Regions from separate parts of the Homo sapiens genome. Here region 1 is linked to region 2. The links are chromatin loops, found by intact Hi-C in ENCODE. Cell type or tissue: PC-3. All regions are shown on one strand. Links, peaks and the distances in the headings refer to the core of each region. The heading gives the core; the rest is flanking DNA. Region 1 has its middle 230 kb from the start of DTWD1. Region 2 overlaps DTWD1 (DTW motif tRNA-uridine aminocarboxypropyltransferase 1).

The links. A loop is a pair of places that touch in the nucleus more often than their neighbours do. Peaks named below come from ENCODE experiments on the same cell type or tissue, not always from the same donor. Only the 100,000 strongest peaks of a DNase experiment are listed, where the experiment ranks them.
Region 1: it touches region 2 in a loop (3-fold over the local background); 5 of 110 quality-filtered maps call a loop at or near these places.

The regions. Positions count from the first base shown.
Region 1 is chr15:49,846,870-49,849,804 of GRCh38, forward strand. No RefSeq gene overlaps it. Among named protein-coding and RNA genes, the nearest start is that of DTWD1, 230 kb to the left of the region's middle. In PC-3, for the core only: no CTCF peak of the experiment used is centred there; a DNase peak (open chromatin) is centred at 1,462; H3K4me3 peaks cover 579 bases; H3K27ac peaks cover 2,152 bases.
Region 2 is chr15:49,626,024-49,628,958 of GRCh38, forward strand. The region is part of intron 2 of DTWD1 (DTW motif tRNA-uridine aminocarboxypropyltransferase 1); the gene reads left to right. Among named protein-coding and RNA genes, the nearest start is that of DTWD1, 6.4 kb to the left of the region's middle. RefSeq lists an enhancer at 1-302. In PC-3, for the core only: no CTCF peak of the experiment used is centred there; a DNase peak (open chromatin) is centred at 1,618; H3K4me3 peaks cover 807 bases; H3K27ac peaks cover 2,495 bases.

The DNA of each region.
Region 1 (2,935 bases), core at 212-2,711, 220 kb after region 2:
CAAGACTCCAAAAACAGCTGGCATGCCTCTTCTCTAAACTTCTACACTACCCACAGGCCATAGGCAAACAATTTAGCACCAAATTATATATTATTTTCATTGTTACACTATAGTAATAGTGAAATGAAAGCTTCTACTTGTTCAGTGCATACCATGTGCCAGCCACCCTTTATGTTTTCTACACAGTGCCACCCATGCTCCCAGGAGCTCTATGATGCTGGTATTAATATACCCATTATACACATTAGGAAACTGAAACTCAGAGATGTCAAGTGCCTTGCCCCCAACCAGACAGCTGGTAAAGACATGAATTCAGGTATGCATGTCTCTAGACATGTTGCTTTGTATCAAATACAAATAATACTTCTTTATTATAGCACGTACTCCTGACATATTATTTTGCAAACTGTAAACTTCTTTGCTGTTCATTCACTTGTTTAATTCTTACTACAGCCCCACTATCAATTCTATTTGTGAGGGAATTAAGTCTAGAAAAATTAGATACAATTGCTCAAGATTCCATAGCCTGGCCAGGAACCCAGGTGTTCTATTCCAAGTGCAGGGCCATTTCACTGCCCACATATCCATGTGCCGGGCTCTGTTCCATGCTAACCTGAAGTCCCCTGAGAGAAAGCCTGTGTTTGATGCTGCTTCTGTATTTCCCACTGATGCCAGATATGCAGCCTGTTGCTTCATTAATTGATTTGCCAAGAAGTAGCAAGAATGTCCCCAAGACACAGCCAGACCCTAAGGACTTGAAGAATGAAACCACAGCAATTCTTTGGGGGCTGAAAATAACTGCTGAGAAGACATGACTGTGGGTTATTTTTAGTGCCATGAATAAGTTGTATTCTAGAAAAAACAAACAAAACTCCAACCTTTCAGTCACCATTTTTGAAGGAATGATTCTCAACTATCTACATCAACTAACAGAAGCAAACAGCAAAAGCGAAAGAAGTGACCTGCCCATGACCAAAGGATGGATCAGTGGAAGAAAGTCAACTTCCTTTCTCCTTCTCCCCCAAAAGTTTCCAATTTAAATCCCCAAAATCTCCAATTTAAATCCCAGTTATCTGTCTATGACACAACAATGTCTCTTTAGCCATATCCCATCTCGTTTCGTAAAGGATTCAAAGTAGCTTGCAACATGAATAGATATAATAAGCAATGATAAAATATAAACAAGTAAAGACTACCAAGGCTGAGGAACATGTAAATATAAGAAGTCAAGTCCAAGAAAAAATGCCTTATTAGTCAGAGAGGAAACTGTCTAAAGCCCAAAAGACTGCACTGCATTTAAAATAGATCTTCCATGCATGAGGTTTAGTTGATGAGGTATTTTTAGGGGCTCAGTCACTACTGTGGGTTTTACTCCTTGCCGGATATTGATCCAAAAGAATAATTGAAGCAATGAAACTATAGAATTTATCTCCAGGATGTGGTCAGCACACAATATTCATGCCTCCTTGGTTAAATAAGAGACGTGTTTTCCAAGTCTAATGTTGCCAAAAAGACCACGTCAGTGCTTTCTGTGGAATGGAACTCTTATTTCAACAGTAAGTCTGAATCATGACCATTTATTTATTTAACAGATATTGTGACAATAAATTATCTGCCAGGAACTGTGCAATGCATTGCTAATTCAAAGACAAGACATAGACCCTCTCTTACAGGACTTCTCTCTCTGGAGGAGCAGAGAGGCTTGTAAATATACAATAAGTAAAAACATAACAAGTATGATTAGAGAGGAATGCATAAGGAGTTGTAGAAGCAGGGATAGAGACAACCATGTCACTGAGGTTAGCAAGCACATCTTAACTTCTAATCTAACATCTTGTAACACATCTAGTTATAAGGATGCAGAGCTTCTGGGTTGGCAGAGGTGGGGTGAGCATTCTTAATTGAGTGGAACTGATAGAATCATAGAAGAAAGAACTTCCTTTTGTGACTTGCTGAACATCTCCATATTTCTGATTTGATTTTGTGGAGAAGTAAGGCAGACAAATGCAGCAGTGCCATCTCAAAAAGTGGCGGCCAGCAGGAATAGGACAGAGGAGTGTGAAGAAATGCTGTGGCAAGTATTTTGTCATATCCAGGTTAGTGAGACGAATTTCTTGGCAGTATAGGCATATTGTTCTTGGCAATTCTGTATATGGTAAAGGGAACTTCAGGATCCAAATCAACTTTCTGGCTGACTATGCATCCATTCAAACCACCTATGATCACATTTAAAACAAAAATCTAGCATCTCAAGAGAGATTTAAAATGGAAGGTTTCTTTGCCAGTGATCTGCACCAAAAACTGGAAGCCAGCAATCAAAAGTGAACAAGTGTTTCAAACTTTCAGGCCTCTGATGCCTGACTCAAAAATCTGAAGCATCCCCTTCCTGCTGACCCAGCTAAAGAATACTTTGGTGATCATACAAAAATATAATATTAATATACTATATTCATACTATAGTTATATATAACATTTTCAGATTATACATATTTATATGTATAAATATATATTTACATTTATATAGTATAGTATGAACGCTGAATAATTTATAAAATTATGATTGGCAAAAAGCAACTTGCTTAGAATTTACAGTGATTGATTATTTATATGTATAAATATATATTTATATAGTATAGTATGAATGCTGAATAATTTATAAAATTATTATAGGCAAAAAGCAACTTGCTTAGAATTTACAGTGATTGATTCCAGCATATGTATCTGAAGAAGCACCAAAGCAGGGGTCCATGGAAAATGGACACTTGCCTAGTGTTAGCTCAAGTCAGGTTCTGACTTTCTCCTGTAGAAACAAAAGCAGATAAGGTAACTTTCAAAGAAAATTCTTTTTTTTTTCCTTAAACTGACTCATAGCTTAGAAGTTGAGAAAATAAAGAAACAGCTAAGAAATATTGAAGGGTGTTGAATGTCTAAGGGA
Region 2 (2,935 bases), core at 191-2,690:
TAGCCCTACAGACCACTAAACCTCTTTGTTTTTCTTGTCTCTGGGTCTGAAATGGTGTTTTTAATGAAACCAATTAATTTTTCATTAATGATTTTAATTTATTTACAACATGGGAAAAAATGTGTGATATAAACTTATGAATACTAAAAAAAAAGTTTATAGACACCCTGAAGGAGCTCCAAACACTCATGTCTTTGGACTGCTCCTTGAGAAAATACTATTCTAGTAGAATTAGAGTTGATTTTCACCTAAGATTTTGTGACTTATCCTATACATGGGGATGGAGCAGATTTCATTGACCAAAATGAAAATAAAGTAAAATTTAAAAACTAAGACCAATTCCCTGGGCTGTGTTATCATTAGAGTGATTTTAAGCCCGATTTGATTGCTTACCTTTATACTTTTTGGGCTCACCAACACTACTTTTGTATAGGTAAAAGGTCTGTAGAACGTCATGTCTACATAATCAAAGAATTTATTATATATATGTTAACTTGTCTAACATTATCCCAAACTTTAGGAATAAATCAATTAATGTATAAAATTTGACTGTGTAAGACTTTAGAGAGACTAAATTCTACACATGGACTCATTAGAACTTGCCAGTAAAAAAAAAATAAGTTGTAGCTATATTTTAAAATTTGTTTTGATGATTTTAAAGTTCATTTGAATTTGAAGTAAGAAGAGTACTTTGACACTCATATTTTATTTGAATTTCAGTTTAGCCTATATCATCTTGGCCAGTCCATGGTCTCCTCAGCATCTAAAATCACATGTATAGGCTAATGGAAAGTTTACTAGCCAAGAATAAGTAAGTGTGGAATTTAATATGATCTTCACAGTTTGCTCCGAAAAAACAAGAACTTGAGGGTAATAATTATTTTCAAGTTTCCCATTATCTTACAGGAATGTTACATTTTGAAGTATGGTTTTTGAAGTATACGTAGAATTATTCTATTTTACATTTCTCTCATAGCCATGTAAAGAAGGGATTCCATTAAAAGTTTTATCCTAAGGTGTATTGTATTAAAAAATGGATTGCATATTATAATAATAATAATCAGTAATATAGTTACAGGGCTGATATTTTCATAGATATTTAATAATAGAGGGTATTTTCCAAATCAGTGGTCTAATATACACCATTTAATAGAAATGACTCAAGACATTAGTGTTTGATCATCTCTCAATGGTCTGGACTGTGCAGAGTTTTCTAAAGTGTTTATATTTTAATGGCCTTGTATAAAATTTGATACTTTAATATACATTAATGGTAATAACAGCTCTACAAAATGTCCTTTCCAATTTTTACTTTATTTTTATTTTAACAAATCATTCAGCATTTGCTTTTAGATAGCCTACTTGGGAAAGGAGGATGACAATATAATGAGTAATTCCCTCCCAATTTTAGTCTAGGGAATGCATTCATAAATATAGTCATATGTCTCCTAATGACAGGGATACATCCTGAGAAATGTGTCCTGAGAAATGAGTCGTTAGGCAAATTCACTGTTGTGCAAACATAATAGAATGTACTTACACAACCTTCATAGTATAGCCTACTATACACCTGGGCAATACCTATTGCTCCTAGCCTACAAAATCTGTACAGCATGTTATTGTACTGCATACTGTACACAGTTGTACACACAATGGTATTAGTGTATCTAAACAAATATAAGCATAGAAAAGTACAGTAGAAGTACAGTATAAAAATAGTAATCCTTTATGGGCACTTAGCATGAATGGAATTTGCAGGACTGGAAGTTTTTCTTGGTGAGTCAGTGGTGACTTGTGAGTGAATGTGAAGGCCTGTGATGTTACTGTACACTACTGTAGTTTTTATAAACACTGTATACTTAGGGTACACTACATTTATGAAAAATATTTTTCTTCAATAATAAATTAGCTTACTGTGACTTTTTTACTTTATAAACTTTTTAAAAAACTTGTGATAACACTTACATTTAAACACAAACACATTGCACAGCTGAACAAAAATATTTCTTTATGCTCTTATTCTGTAACCTTATTCCTATTTTTATTATTTATTTATTTTTACTTTTTAAACTTTTTTTGTTGAAAACCAAGACACAAACACGTTACCCTAGGCTTACACAGTGTCAGGATCATCAGTATCACTGTCTTCTTCCACCTCCACATCTTGTCCCACTGGAAGCTCTTCAGGGGTAATGTATGGAGCTGTCATCTCCTATGATAGCAATGCCTTCTTCTGGAATACCTCCTTAAGGACCTGCCTGAGGCTATTTTACAGTTAACATTTCTTTTTTCTAATTAGGATGAGTGTACTCTAAAACTAAAAAAATTAAGTGTAGTATAGCAAATATATAAACCAGTAACAGATTTATATTATCATTATTAAACATTATTGTATAGCATGCTTTTATATGACTGGCAGTGCAGTAAGTTTGTTTACATCAGCATCATCACAAGCATATAAGTACTGCACTGTGGTGCAATGTTACAATGGTTACACTTCGCTAGGCCATAGGCATTTAGAGCCTAGAATTTAAAAGGCTCTCTTGGGGAAAGTTGATAATCCCATGGGAAAATGCTTAGGTCTCCTTGTCAGTAGCATTTTGATAAACTTGGGCAGAAGGATTTGTGGTAAGTCTCTTTTATAAAACATAAGTGTTCGAGAGCAGATTGATATTCTTTACTTGTTTGAAAACAGAATGTCTCTACTCAGACTGCCCTCTGGTCAACACTATTTTTTTTTTTTAAACACAGTTAAGCTTTAATGTCCATACGAAGCCTCAGAGCAAATGTTTTTGTAGCTTGTAAAAAAGCAAATTTTTTTTCTTTCTTTTTTAATTATACTTTAAGTTCTTGGATACATGTGCAGAACTTGCAGGTTTGTTACATTGATACACATGTGCCCTGGTAGTTTGCTGCACCCATCATCTACATTAGG